Regions from separate parts of the Homo sapiens genome. Here region 1 is linked to region 2. A link is an interaction called in ENCODE POLR2A ChIA-PET data of the cell type or tissue named here. Cell type or tissue: IMR-90. All regions are shown on one strand.

The links. Peaks named below come from ENCODE experiments on the same cell type or tissue, not always from the same donor. Only the 100,000 strongest peaks of a DNase experiment are listed, where the experiment ranks them.
Region 1: POLR2A ChIA-PET joins it to region 2 with 13 read pairs; 2 of 35 experiments call an interaction of 5 or more read pairs at or near these places.

Annotation. Positions count from the first base shown.
Region 1 is chr15:71,132,392-71,140,391 of GRCh38, reverse strand. The region is part of intron 1 of THSD4 (thrombospondin type 1 domain containing 4); the gene reads right to left. Among named protein-coding and RNA genes, the nearest start is that of CT62, 21 kb to the right of the region's middle. In IMR-90, a CTCF peak has its summit at 3,392 (motif pointing right); DNase peaks (open chromatin) are centred at 3,361 and 3,791; H3K27ac peaks cover 1,479 bases.
Region 2 is chr15:71,394,483-71,402,482 of GRCh38, reverse strand. All of the region lies in intron 6 of THSD4 (thrombospondin type 1 domain containing 4), which reads right to left. Among named protein-coding and RNA genes, the nearest start is that of THSD4-AS1, 210 kb to the right of the region's middle. In IMR-90, no CTCF peak of the experiment used is centred here; no DNase peak of the experiment used is centred here.

The sequences.
Region 1 (8,000 bases), 260 kb after region 2:
TTAAAAAGAGCCTAAAAGGAGTCTGGCACCTCCTCCCTTCTCTCTCACTCCCTCTCTTGCCGTGTGACACACTGGCTGCCCTTCCTTCTCCACCATGATTGAAAGCTTCCTGAGGTCCTCACCAGAAGCAGATGCCAGCCAGCACCATGCTTCTTGTACAGCCTGCAGAACTGGGAGCCAAATAAACCTTTCTATAAATTACCCAGTCTTAAGCATTCCTTTATAGCAATGCAAAATGAACTAATATGGTGATGCAAGAAGAGGTCAAACAACACTTAAAATACGTTGTCACAGTGAAAACATGGAGGTAAAATCTCTCGCCCATAAATACTACTTCATTCAGAAGCCCTCACTAAACAAAATTTCTAAAAATTGTCAAGTGAGCCAATAGTTTCAAAGGCAAGTTATGAATAGCAACAGAAAGCCCAGGATGGGCGGGTTGGTTGCAACGTAGTAAAACTTAGAGAATAAAACAGAACATGGCCCAGTCTCCTCTCCTGCTGCAACTCCTTGAAGGGAAAGACAAATGAAGCAAGGTTCCAAGGTGGGCCAGGGATCCTTTCTAATAAAGGTGGAGTTCTCTAAGATCATTATTTTCTTGTTTCTTCCAGAGACTTCAGACTTCCTTTTCACCAGAAAATGTGGGTGGGAAAATAAAGGACAAGGATTTACAAAAAGATAGTCATGAGAACCAGACAATTCCATTCTCAGGGAAAAAGAATCAAGATTTTAAGTTACCACAGGCCCTTTCTGCGGGTTATTAAGAAAGTAAAGCCTCTTAACTGTAATCATCCCTAATTAGCCATCAGCAACTCATGAAATTACTCCTGGTATTGAAGACCCTTAAATTCTTGGCTCTCAGTCAGAAATTACACTGAGATCCACCAGGAAGAAGGCCAACAAGTGCAAATTGGAACAGTTAAAATGCCTTTGAATCAGAGGTGTGGTCTTCTTGCTCTTGGCTGCAGAACAGGTCTGCACCAAGTCAGGGGATTTAACTTGGAAGTCAAATGAAGTCTTTGCCAAGTCCCTGATAACCATCAACTAATCAGTAATTATTTACTCAATAGGTGGTAGGCTCAGGTCCTCTCCAGTGCTGTGGGAATGGTCTGGGAGATGAACCATGGGGAAAATGATGGTGTTATTATCCAGAACAACACAGGGTAAACTGTTCATTCAGACCCTAAGTACAACTCAAACTAGCAGAATCGCTGTAGAGGGATGGTCTGGCATAAGCAAGGTAGATGGGACTTAAATTCAAGCCTTAGCCTAATGAGATAGTAAATCAACTATCTAGAATTGTTGGTAAGTGTGCACACTGTAATTGGAAAGAAATGGGTGTGAGGCTAGCATTCACATTTATTAACTAGCTGACCTTTGGCAATTAACCTTTCTTCATCTGTAAAATGGGGGGGGGAGGGATACTGTTTGTAACTACCTCATAGGGTTGTTATATTAAATATTTATCTAGACTGTATGGCCTGAGTGCTGAACACAAACACACACACACACACTCACACACACACACACCAAGAAATTACAGCCTCGATGCTGGAGAACTACACTCTTTAAACAAACTAAATCATAAATAAGTATAAAAATAAAATTGCATTAAGAGCCATGAAAGTCCAAGGTGCCTCAGAAAGTGCCCTGGGCAGTGATCAGAGAAGATCCCTCTGAGGCAGTGGCCTATACGTGGTGGCTTGAGGGGTGAGTAGGAGTTGGCCTTGTGGAGGGGGGAGGGAAGCATCCCAGGGAGAGGGAGGCTCTTGTGAGGAGTGGGAGGAAAAAGGAAGCAATGTGGCAGGAGAAGGTGGGAAGAGCTGACTGTCTACTGGGCAGTCAAGTCCCCAGAACACAGTAAGTGAATGGTTGAGGTGACAAGAGAAAGAGAGGTGTCAAAGACAACTCCCTCCAGATTTCTGGGGGACAGAAGGAGCAAATGGAGATTTTGTGGTTGACAATGTTTGGTTCTGTGTCTCCACCCAAATCTCATCTCGAATTGTAATCCCCATAATCCCCACGTGTCAAGGGAGGGACCAGGTGGGAAGTGACTGGATCATGGGGGCAATTTCCCCCATGCTGTTCTTGTGATAGGGAGCGAGTGCCCACAAGATCTGATGGTTTCATAAGGTAGCTTTCCCTGCTCTTGCTTGTTCTCTCTCACCTGCCGCCATGTAAGATGTGCCTGCTTCCCCTTCCACCATGATTGTAAGTTTCCTGAGGCCTCCCCAGCCATGCAGAACTATGAGTCAATTAAATCTCCTTTATTTATAAATGACCCAGTCTTGGGTAGATCTTTATAGCAGTATGAGAACAGACTGATACAGTGGTTGTGTCAGGAAAGGAAGGGCAATATGAAAGGAAGAAGGTTTGGGGGAGAGCAGTTGTCCCCAGAGTGAGGAGACTGCCTGAACAGATCTGATAAGATGTCAACCGGAAAAACATCTGAAATTATCAAAACCTTTGAAAACAGATTTGCAACCTTACTGCTGATAGTAACAAAATAAATAACCAGACATATATTGAAGTTGTATGCTTATTTTTTTACTGATGTAAAAATTGTTACAATCAGTGCAATCAAAAAAAATTATTGGAGGCCACTGCTCTAGTATGTTTTTGGACCAACTTCTTATCAGATTTGATTGGTCACTTCTCCCTCAGGATACGGCTGATGAGCTTGCACTGGCAGTTTCCAGCTCTGCCATTCTTCTTGGCTGTTACTTGAGCTTCCGTGATTAGTATTGTGTTAAATCAGCCCTGCTTTTCAAACTGGGGGTCACCACTCATGAGTCTGCCATGAAATTAATTTCTTGGGTCACGAACAGCATTTTTTAATAAGTAAAAAAGAATGAAAGATAAGAGAAAAAAATACCTGCATTCATCACGCATAATAAGGGTATTTCTTACTGTGGATCCCAGCCAGAAAAGTTTAAAAGTCCTCATTCTGGAAGACCAGAGGGCAGCGGAGGCCTAGAACTGTGATTGTGGGGAATTAAACCTAGAAGCCAAGGCAAAGCCAAACATTATCTCAGGCCCTGAAAGGTGGCGCCAGGCCAATGTTGACAAGATGGGCAAGAAAGAGCCATTGTAGGTTGTAGAGCAGGGAGGGACCTGGAAAGAGTGAGGGTTCCCAAATATCCGTCTGGCAAGGGTGCACCGAGAGGGCTGAGCACACGTGCTGTCTGCGGAGCTCTGTCCGCCTTTTGAGGTTTGCTCCTGTTGATTTATAACCTTTCTTCACAGTGAACAAAAAATCTAACAATCTAGTTTCTGTTAGAACATATGCTCCTTGGGAGATGGAGGCCCCACCTTCTCTCCCTTCCACAAAGATCCTACAGGAAGGTTGAATGAGTCACCTGATTTGGTTCAGGCCAAAGTGGCCATCCCCACACACCAGGAGGAGGCAGCAGCAGGCCCAAGGCTCAGGACGGTGGGGTCAGACAGAGGGTCAGGATCATCAAACTAAGGGTGGAAAAGGATTCCCTGAGCCGAAGGGATGCCATGCTGCCTGAACTATGACACCATTCTGCCGCCCCTTACACACAGGCCCACCTCTGAGTATCCTTCCTGCCCCTTCTCCTCAGGGCCTGACCAGAACTCCTGGAGGACCCCCTCCTGGAGGAACCCATGCCTCAGAAGACAAGGATCTGCTCAGTCTCTCAAGTCGGGGTTCAGGAAGGCCCCACTGCAGGCGCCAGTTCCACCTCCCTCCCTCCCTCCCTCCTACACACGCTGTCCTCTGGAACTCCCGCAGCCTAAAGCAACTACCCAAACAAAAGCACTCATCCCTGGGGAGGGGAAGTGACTCACTGGCAAGGAATGAGGACCAGAGATGCTAGAAGGAAGTAGCTCCAGACCCCAAATCCAGCACCCAGTCACATGTGGTGAGGACACGTTCTCAGAACCTGCCTAGGAAAGCTGCCTCTGAGGGTCCCAACAGGGCAAGACAGGAGCCTCCACCACTGCAGCCTTGTCCTGTCTGTACCAACATCACCAATATGCTCTCCTGTCCTGCTGACATTTACGCAAACTCTCCTTATGCAACCTTGACCATCTGTTCGCAGTGCCCCTACCGTCCCCAGTCTGACATTCTAGGTGGTGGTGGATAAAAGCATCAGGACGTTGGCTCCCGACATCAGGGCAGTTCCAAACCACTTTTTTCTTGCATGATGAGAAAAGAGTCGGGAATTGGCTTTTACTGGATCGTCCCACCTGAGATGGGACGTAAGTCATGCTATACAACCCTCACAACAAACCAAGGCCACACAGCGGGTCTAGGGTAGCTCAGACACAGGGAACCAGCACCTGGATAAGTAACGGGGTTTGGGGAAAGATGATTGGTTGAGTGGACAGGAAAGCTTCTGGAGTCTTAAAAAAAAAAAAAAAAAAAAAAAAAACTAAACTAAACAAAAAACCAAAGGACTTGTGTGTTTGGGGAATGAACAAACCCCATACTGGAGAAAGAGCCCAGTGTGAATGACAGAGGACAGGACCGGGGATCCAATAAGGCCCTCAGAGCCAACAGGGGAGGAGGAGAAGGGGCAAGCATGGAGGTGGAAGCCAAGGAAGTTATTGGGAGGAGGCTGCCCCATAATGCATGGAGGTGGGGGCAGGCCCAGGACAAGATGTGCGGAGTGTCCCCTCCACCCCCATCTGAGAAAACTCAGTACATTGGAGAAAGAGCTTTGGCTGGAGAAGGCTGCCAAGAAGAATGGCCCAAAAGCAAGAGGCAGAAAAAGGGATGCTCTTATTTCTTCAAGGTACCCCCTGAATAAATGGCTATTATCCACAGCAAGTGGGAAAAACGGAGGAAGGCATAGGCTTTAAATCATCCTCATAAACAATATGGTGGGCAGACTTGCTAGCTGACAATGGCAGGCACAGGAGAGTCTAGAAGTTGAAAGAGAGGAGATCATCTCCCTTAATAGATACTAGACATACCTGTTTACACTTGCCCCTCACTGCATGGGAAGCTTCTTCTTTTTTTTTTTTTTTTGTCATTTAGTAAGTTTCTTTTTTTTTTTTATTATACTTTAAGTTTTAGGGTACATGTGCACATTGTGCAGGTTAGTTACATATGTATACATGTGCCATGCTGGTGCGCTGCACCAACTCGTCATCTAGCATTAGGTATATCTCCCAATGCTACCCCTCCCCCCTACCCCCACCCCACCACAGTCCCCAGAGTGTGATATTCCCCTTCCTGTGACCATGTGATCTCATTGTTCAATTCCCACCTATGAGTGAGAATATGCGGTGTTTGGTTTTTTGTTCTTGCAATAGTTTACTGAGAATGATGGTTTCCAATTTCATCCATGTCCCTACAAAGGACATGAACTCATCATTTTTTATGGCTGCATAGTATTCCATGGTGTATATGTGCCACATTTTCTTAATCCAGTCTATCATTGTTGGACATTTGGGTTGGTTCCAAGTCTTTGCTATTGTGAATAATGCCGCAATAAACATACGTGTGCATGTGTCTTTATAGCAGCATGATTTATAGTCATTTGGGTATATACCCAGTAATGGGATGGCTGGGTCAAATGGTATTTCTAGTTCTAGATCCCTTAGAATGGCAATCATTAAAAAGTCAGGAAACAACAGGTGCTGGAGAGGATGTGGAGAAATAGGAACACTTTTACACTGTTGGTGGGACTGTAAACTAGTTCAACCATTGTGGAAGTCAGTGTGGCGATTCCTCAGGGAAGCTTCTTAAAGGTAGACTCTTTCAGTCCTCTTTACAAATGCCCTTCCATTAGACATGCTGCCGACACAGGGCGGGCATGCAATCACAGTTGGACAAATGAATGGATGAACGAATGAATGGGTGAATGGGTGAAGAATGAACGGCACGAGTTTCTTACAGACTTTTCCCTCTTAGAAAGCAGGGCCTCCATGTGATTTCTCTCTCCCTGCTTTTGCCAATGTTCAGCCAATGTCTAGACTGCCCTAGGAAGAGAATGAAGGCGCTGAAGGCGCTAAGCCACTGCAGATGCACGCTGCCTCTGTGGAGGTCCCACCCTCCTGAGCTCTCTGGTGGCGGTCATCAATCGTCACAGCCCTTTCAGGAAATCCTGCCCCAGGCCAGAAGTATTCAGGGACGCTGACCTTGGAGCCCCAGGCCCGGTCACATTTCCAGCTGCTCCCTGCCTATGAGGACAGCCAGAGGAATGTTCCCCCAACATGTCCTTGGCTCACAGTCCTTTCTCCTACCACCTCACAGAGGCTGTCCTTTTTGTTCCTGTCATATCCAAACTCAGCTGCAGAACTCATTTCTTCCCATGGAACCCCCACACTGCAGACTGGCTGGCTTGCCCAGAGCAGCGTGAAAACCCACAGAATCTGGATTAGGACTAAACCTTGAGAAGATCTATTAAAACTCCCTGGCAGCTTTCAAGCAAACACATTACAGTGGGTTTTGTTACTCATTAAGGAAAACACCGTGCTTCTCCGTCCTCACCTGGAGAAATTAGGTAATCAGCACAGATTAGTTAAGGATTTCAATGCAAATTGCATCATTTTCATGGTCATTAACAGTGGTGTGGTTTATATCTGTTTTCAGTCCTAAAAAAACGTTTCCCAGGTAACTAAAGAAAATATTCAAGGGCAGAAATATCAGGCGGGTAAGATACTTAAAATAAATGAGCCATTTGTTCCTGCTTCTGTATAAAGTTGCTTTTTCAATTTCAGATGACATGATACTGCAGATCAAAGTGGGGAAAAACCTTTGGAGTAAGAGCGCTTTTCTTCCCTAGATATGACTGACTTCGTTGCTTGATTTACAGCACTTGATTAACCTGGTTAAATTTCTGCTTCTGTGCAAGTCTCAGATGCAGAACTAGGGATCGTCAAAGCGTATCATTATGATTTGTGCTTGTCTTTCCTCCCTCACAACACAGGACCTCTTCCTCAAAGACTTATTTGTTATATTTCTGGTGTCTAGAATAGCACCTGGGGTGCAGCAGGTGTTCCCGATGACAGAAAGGTCTTCCATTCAAACTCAGGTGGGGGCTTTCTTTTCCATGCAGGATTGTGCTGCCTGTCTGAGGCACCACTGCGCAGCCCAGGATCCAAACAGCCACTCCATTCTTCTGCTGTTTCTGAAATTAACATGACATTCTCCACCCTACTCCTAAAGACCACAACACACAAATAAACAGCCGTGATGAGATGCAGGTCACCCTACCTAGGAATCAAAGACACCTAGACACACTCCAGCCTTCCTCCACTCTCAGACTCAACCTCTTCCCAGCATCCGCTGCCAAGAGCAGTTTATAATCCCTGGGTCATAGCTACCAAAGGAAAAAACATCAGACTACCACGGCTGAGCTCTGCATGGGAGCTGCAGCTTTTCTGATGTGCTGCCCTTTCTCCGAGATGATGACCCATCTCATTCCAAAAACCAATATTCTCCAGCTGCCTTGGCCAAAAGCAGGTGGCCAGGGGAGGAAAAGGCAGCTGGGGGCTCAGGCCTTCCTTCCTGCTTTCCAATACAAGGCCTCAGTTCTGCTGCCTACAAATGGCCTCTTGCCACTCTGGTGAGCACGTGTGTACATCTGTGCATGAGCGTACACACATACACACACATACGTGTGTTGGGGAAGGAAGGTGTAACAAGTGCACTGACACTAAAAGAATAAACACAGTAAACACCACATTCATTCACAAGGTGAGGATTCAGGGCTGAGTGGAACACACCCAATGAGGTATTCTTCTGGAAATAAATCTGTCTATAAAATTTATTTATTAAGGAAATCTATTTATTAAGGAAAGTTTGAAACTACAGAAAAATACAAAGAGGAAAGCCAAAATTACTCATTGTAATTGTAATTGTATTACCTAATAACCCAACACCATTAAACCTTTTGATGTTCTTGTTTATTTTTTCTATGCATAATGCTTATACATATCATCTGCATATTTTACATATACTATTTCTACAAAACAAAATCACACATGTAGCTTTGTATTCTATTTTTACCTTACCTCATAAG
Region 2 (8,000 bases):
GCCCCAAGGAACACTGGGCACAAATCTCTGCTTTAGGATCAGTGCTCTGGAAATCTGACCTAAGGGAGTATATCACATGGCTCCAGTGTGAAGTGCATGTACATAGTCATCATACTGTAAGCAATGGTTATTAATCTAAGCTAAATTACAATAATTATATTGAGAGGGTGCAGGATGGGGAGTGTGTATCCATGGTGAGGTCTAGGGAGAGGATAATGAAAGAGGGCAAGACCTTCATTTTCTTTTTTTTTTTAATTATTATACTTTAACAGGTTTGTTACATATGTATACATGTGCCGTATTGGTGTGCTGCACCCATTAACTTGTCATTTAGATTAGGTATATCTCCTAAGGCTATCCCTCCCCCATCCCCCCACCCCACGACAGGCCCCAGTGTGTGATGTTCCCCTCCCTGTGTCCATGTGTTCTCATTGTTCAATTCCCACCTATGAGTGAGAACATGCGGTGTTTGATTTTCTGTCCTTGAGACAGTTTGCTCAGAATGATGGTTTCCAGCTTCATCCATGTCCCTGCAAAGGACATGAACTCATCCTTTTTTATGGCTGCATAGTATTCCATGGTGTATATGTGCCATATTTTCTTAATCCAGTCTATCATTGATGGACATTTGGGTTGGTTCCAAGTCTTTGCTATTGTGAATAGCACTGCAATAAGCATATGTGTGCATATGTCTTTATAGTAGCATGAATTATAATCCTTTGGGTATGTACCCAGTAATGGGATCGCTGGGTCAAATGGTATTTCTAGTTCTAGATCCTTGAGGAATCGCCACACTGTTTTCCACAATGATTGAACTAGTTTACACTCCCACCAACAGTGTAAAAGCGTTCCTATTTCTCCACATCCTCTCTAGCACCTGTTGTTTCATGAAGATCTTCATTTTCAACAGAACAAATGTGAAATGTAAAAACCCAGAATTAACAATATAAGTATTATTTACAGATAAGGTAAAAATCAAAAGAACAGCTAAAATGGTTGAGGAATAGGAAAGATTAGGGAAGAGGCAAACTTTTAGAACTATTTGACTCTATAAAACATGTACACACATAACGTGGAATAGAAAATAAAAACCAATTTTTAAAAAAATCTAGAAAATAACACTAACAATTCAGGTTCTTAGAAACAAAATCCTTCTGTGCAGTTATTAATAATGGGAGGTCCCTCCCATCTCTATTCAAAATCAACAAAAAACTACAAAACTTCTTGCTGTATTCTTAGGAATTTTGCTTAAGTGGAAGAAACTTGCAAAAGGGAATGCTGCCTTCTAGGGAAGCAAAATATTGCTAAAGTGTTGAGGTTTTGGATTTTAGGGAGCTTTGCTACTGCATAGGTTTGCATTTGCTCTCAGTCACCAAGAAGAGACTTTGGGAGGGATGGGAGGGGACAAAAAGTGGAAGGAAACGAGGTTCAAGCTTTTCCCACAATTGCACATTCTCCCACTGTCATTTCAGTGGAGAGAAAAACTCAGGTACGAAAAGAGGAGATTCTGTGCATAAACATGTGAAGCTGTTCCTGGAGAATAGGGAACATCTGTGCTTAGTTGCAGATCCATTCAAACTTCACAAGTTCACTCCAAGTTGAGCACTGAAGTCCTCACTTCCCAGGCTCAAGTTCTTTTTTTTTTTTTCTTTTTTTGTGGAATATACGATATCCCTGTTCAAGAATTGCAGCCTAGTAAACACAGCTCATAAAACTTGGAGGTGACAGGGTGCTTACCCAACAGATGCTGATGAGTGAAGTGTAAATGAATTAGAAACATGTGGATACAATGTCTTAAGTGTATATGCAGGGGTTAAATAAAATAAGGTGCTTGCTCAAAGCAAAGCAATGGACCAGTTTGCAGCATTTGGTCTAGTAACTAATCCAGGAGCAGTCAGAGCCACAGCAGCGCCAGACTTTTCCTCCACTGACTGCATTATCTACGTATTATTGCTCCTGTTTATGACAAAGTATCCGCCTGCCCTTGGATTCCAAATTCTGGACTAGACTCAGATGATTACTATTTAAAATGCTTTCCCCCAGACTGCATTTTCCAGGACAAAGTTATGGAAAATAAGATGAGGAGAATGATTCTCAGAGCTCAGGCTCTTCTCTGGAATTAGAAAACTGTTTTGAAAAAGTCAGAAGAGGGGTGAGACTAAGTCTTAGCTTTTCCTGTTCTGAAAAAGAAAAGGTTTTGGGCGCTTTCCATTATTAAAGCTTAAATGCAAAAACACACAGCTTATCAATTGCCTAATACCCCAAACCTTCCATCCCACACTTGGAATTTAAACTTTAGAAGTTAATACTGAACATATTTTAAAGGGCATTTCTAAAGGCAATGTCCTTTAGAAACTTTAGAAGTGCCCTACTGAATCTTACTTTACTGACTGTTTTAATAGGCTTGGGTATCCGGATTAGAAACAGTGAACAAAAATTTCTTTTTAAATTTTTATTTTGTTTTTCTTTCTGCAGCATTACTGAGGTGTCATCACACACAAAAACATCCCTTTTAAACCCTGAAAAAAAATCATTGGCTCAATTTTCTATCAATAGTCTTCTTAGCACTGCTCATACTTAAACACAGTTCTAATTTTCCACAACACTCTGATTCAGTGGCTTTCAAACTCTAACGTACATCAGAATTACCTGGGGGTCTTTTATTAAAACAAAGGCTGATGGACATGGACCCCACTCCCTGGAGTTTCTGATGCAGTAGGTCTAGTATGGAGCCCAAGAAGGTTCATTTCTAACAAGTTCCCAGGTGATGCCAGTGCTGCTGGTCCGGGAGCCACACCTGGAGAACCTCTGCTCTAACTGATGCTTCTGAACTAGGATAGAGAAAGGAGACCTCGCTTGTAACCAGCCTACTAGCTGACACCCTGGGAATGCACTGCCATAGCTAACATAAAAATTGATGTTTGGCTACTTAAATGAAAGGTTAGTTTTATACTTGAAAGCTAGACAGTGAAGACTGCAGCCATCAGGAGGCCTTGCAAGGAGGAAGTTTCCTTTTGATCTGTCAGGTATGGTCTATGCTGTGCAGAAAACAGAGAGGAGACAGGAACTTCTCTTCCCTTTTTAGCTGCATTTGGATTTAGCAGGCATTAGGATGTAACTGGCTTAGTCCTACCTTTTGTAAATTTTATATGTCTAGTGTTTTTTGAGCACCTACTATATGTTAGACCCTTTATATAAATTAATTCAGCCAATCCTTGCCTACGGAGGACAAGGAACCTAAGGCTCACACAAGCTTAGTGACTTGGTCACAACCACATGGTTGGTAAGTGGTAGAGCTCAGCTGTAAACAGGTCCACGTGATTGAAATGTCATTGTTACCACTGCACCCCCCACCTCACTACTCCACTCTGGAACCCAAAGATACTCCAAGCAGAGCTTCCCACTGCTGTGCTGTGCTGCCAATGGGCTACAGCTATGGCACCACTGGGGCATACCTCCCCAACAAAGTCACCTGCTGCAGGCCAGATCACCTACCTACTCCCATCCTGCTTGGATCTCATGGGGGCCTGGGGACTTTCTGCTTCCCCTAGGGCAGCCAGTTAAATAAAGGAAGCCTCCCTCCTATGGCCCAGAAAGTTGCCTCTGTTTCTGTTCTGGATTTCTAACACCATGCCCCTGTCTCCTACCCAATCCCCTGGCCTACTCCCATCAGCTGCATGAAACCTGTGCAGAACTGCATGGGTCTGCCCTGGTGCTGGACATGGGAGGTGGCTGTCAACCTCTGCTTCTGTTCCCTCTTTCTGCACCCCCTGGCTGCCAGCTTTCAATCTTCTGCTGGGTTGCCAATCACTAATGCACATTTCTAGAGCGCAACCCAATTTTCTCAAGGACAAGGATGCATCTCTGTCAATGGTAACAAACATTCTAGAAACCTCTTTCAATCCCTATTATTGGCTCTACCACCAAGCTATGTCATTTATTCATTGTGAGTTCTCCTCCTCCCTTTCACTCCTTCTGCCAAATCCCAGCTCAGGCCTTCATCAGCCTGTGTTAGAAGCTACACATTCTCCTAGCTGATCTCCCTGACTCCAAGTTTCCTGCCCTCTCCCCATTTGTCTGACTCAAGCTATATTATTCCCCAAACCTTCCTTCTTCAGGTCACCCTCCCTTCAAGAACCTGTTGTAGCTTTATACTCCTCCTTTCCCACCACTCCTAAAGAACCACCCTCCCACCATCACCTCTTCCCCAAATGCCCTGTGCTCCTTCTCCACCACCATGGTTTTGTACACTGTTCCCCAGGCTGGCGTGTCCCACATTCTATTCTCTGCCTAAATAAATTCTACCTGACCTTGCAGATGTGACTTCTGGAAGCTTCCTCTGTCATAGCCACTAATCCTACTAATAAGTAAGATATCCTACTAATCTTGCTATCTCTGCACTACATGGACCATCACAGCTGGAAAGACCCCACCCAATCCTTTCATACTACACAGTAGAAAACTGACACCCAGAAAAGTGAAAATACTTGTCTAGAGTCATACTGTTTGTCAATGACCTCACCACACTTAAAATATTGCACAGAGATTTCCTAAATTGATTATAATGACACCCAACCTGGCTAGAGTGCTTGCATTGTACCAAGTACTGTGTGAGACACTGCATATGTATTAGTTCATATCACTCTTAGAGAAGTAGACACTATTACTATCCCATTTTACAGATGAGAAACCTTTGGCTCAGAGAGGTTAAGTAACTTGCTAAAACCCACACTGCTAGAGAGTGGTAGAGCCACCAGGATTCAAATTCAGATTTGACTTAGAATGCTACCTTCAGTGCCCGATTAAACTCTTAATTCTTTCCTCTGAGTACATATTCTCTCCCTAAGCAAATGCTCACCCTCTCAAGGTCAAGGACAGTGCCTGGCATGGTGCCATGTATGAAGCAATGCTTGTTCATTCACCAGATGTTTATTGAGCACCTATTGTAGGCCAGGCACTGTGCAAGGATCTAGAAATAAGCAAATTACTAAGACAGAGTCCCTGCCCTTATGGGACAATCAACATTTATTCATTCATGGATTCGTTTACTCAGCAAATACATATTGAGGATCTTATTCCAGACAGTATAGTAAGTACCAAATAAATAATTTTAAAAAGAGACCAGGTCCTTGACCTCCTGCAACTACAATTTCATGGGGAAGACAGGTATGAATTAACTAGTCACACAAATAAATGTGAAATTATAGCTGTGAAAGAGGAGAAGGAGTTTATTATGTGAAGGGGAGGGGAGGAAGGAGGAACATTCCAGGCAGAGATATATCCAAAGGCCAGGACCACGAAGCACACAAGATGCTGGGAGACATTCCTCATCGCTGAAGTAGAAAGCACAAGCTGATACCTGGTGAGGCTGCAGAGGTAAACCAGCAGTCCAGGTCATGCAAGACCATTGTTCTCACAGAAAGAATGAGCAAAACTTGTCTAGAGTCCTGGGAAGTGCCACAGCTTGCATCCTGCACACTTAAAACCTGAACAGGGAACAGCAGTAGCTTCCTGTTCGTAGAAAGTTCCTAGACACATAGTTTCATGGGATTTGGCTAAGTGAACCTTGTCCAAGTTACCCAACCTTTTTCTGAAATGTTTCCTATTTCTCTCATGTCACATTAAATCCAAAGCAGGAAAAAACGACTGAAAACAAATGCCATTATGAAAAGGCACCATGCCGTTCAAAACTCTTCATGCTGTGTGACATGTTGTGTTACATCTTAAAATGTTATATTTAATAAAAAGTAAGTTGGAAAGGGGTTCTGCCAGTAGTAAGCCAGTCTGGCCAACTGTCAAGAAAGCGGCTTGACAGCTTCAGCAGAAGCGGGAGGTCATGGCCGGTGTTTTACAGCTTTGGAAAATGTCTAACTATCTGAGCGGATATATGTGTTAAAACACAGAATAGATACGTATCCTCCAGCAAGATGATGTGGCTGGGGTTTCTCCCGTCAGGAACTGAGGCTGTTGAGAGCTTTGAGAAGGAAGTCAGGGAAGGGAATTCTGGTACAAACTGCCACATAAAGTAAAGGTCTTGGAAACCAGAGAAAGTCAGAGGCAGAGGAAGTGGTAGCACCTCTGCAGGCAATACCCAGGGGAGGACGGCTTGACTTCCTATCCCCTGCTATTACCATCTCAGTAAAATAGGTATGTATACGTATAGGTATGTGTGTGTGTGTGTGCATATGTACGCATGTACATGTTTTATGTGTGTACATGCATATGTGTATATTATGTATGCATGTGTACATATGGTATAGATATGTGGGTGTATCAGAGTATGTATTTATAGGGCATATGTGTGTATGTATATACATGTGTCTACATGTATGTATACATGTATATGTAGATATGTGTGTGCACATCCACACGTTTCATTCAGAGTCTATTGGTACACGGCCAAAGCACTCAACAGCGATAAAAGCACACGGGTTCATCAGGTGGAAAAGGCTGGCACTTGAATGCGTGGGTCCACTCAGCGAATCCCGACGCCTGAACAACAGGCCATGTGCTCAACAAAGTCTGTGTTTGTGTGTGTGTGTGTGTGTGTGTGTGTGTGTGTGTGTGTCTCTCTTCAAAACACTGAGAAGCAGACTTGGGAGACACTGGAAAAGGAAGGTTGTAGCAGGAAGAGAGTTTTGATGGCTTCAGCAAAAGAATGTTCTGGTATGACATCATCCAGGAATTCAGGGGAAAACTCCAAGGAACCCCAGCTCGCACCATCTTTTTTTTGGGAGTCGGGGGACAGGGGCTTGTTCTGTGGCCCAAGCTGAAGTGCAGTGGCGTGATCTCAGTTCACTGGCAGCCTCTGCCTCCCGGGTTCAAGCGATTCTCCTGCCTCAGCCTCCTGAGTAGCTGGGATTATAGGCATGCACCATCATGCCCAGCTAATTTTGTATTTTTTGTAGAGGTGGGGTATCACTATGTTGCCCAGGCTGGTCTCGAACTCCTGAGTTCAAGCGATCTGCCCACCTTGGCCTCCCAAAGTGCTGAGATTACAGGTGTGAGCCACAGCACCCGGCCAGTCTCAACTTTTGACTGCAGAAACCAATGAGTGAGAATTGTCTGTGCCTCTGCCCAGTCCTTGTGAGCTGCCATGCTTAGCACAGGCTTTGCACCTGGGGGGCAGTGGAGCTCAGTGGGGACTTTTAGACTGGATGTCCTCTGTCACCTTCACGGCATGTCCCTTAGCAGCCTCCCAGAGGGCTCTTGGCTACTGAGCTCCCCGTTTTGGGGTTTAATAAAACCCACTAACAAGTGACTTTCAACATGTTTCATCATGTTACTCCTCTCCTCACAGCCATCCGGTCCTTCACCATCCTCAGAATATCCGCATCCGACTCCTAAGGCAGGTTTCAAGGACACCGCCCTCTTCAACTGGGCCTGTAACTACTCAATGGTTCTCCTCATTGTTACAGAAACACAGCAAAGGCATTCCCACCTCAGTGGCTCTGTTTCTTCTATTCACCTGTCCAGACTATCCTTGGTTCTCCAATCTGCCTTCACAAACCCACCTTCAGCATTGAGCTCCAGACCTACGACTCCTGGGAAGCCTTTCATACTGACATCTGTTCAGAAATATCTGTCTAGTGCTGAGTAGAAGCGGGTGGAGATGTCAGAGGGACTCACATTAATTTTATTAAATACACAAAAATGCAAGCAACTGTATAAACGCCAAATTGTAGCAAGTGCTGTGATGGCAAAGTCTCCCAGGGCATATACAATAGAGAAACGACTTAGTCCAGGGTATCAGGAAAGGTTTTACTGAGGAAGTGACTTCTGAACTGAACTGAAATCTGAAGGATGAGTAGGAGTTAGCTCTGTGAAGGAGGAGTAGGGAGGAAGACATCCCAAGCAGTAGCACCAGCCTATGCACATGCTCTGCGGCAGGAGGAGGAGGAGTGAAAAGGCCAATCAGGCACTGTGGCTCACGCCTGTAATCCCAGCACTTTGGGAGGCTGAGGCGGGTGGATCACCAAGTCAAGAGATCTAGACCATCC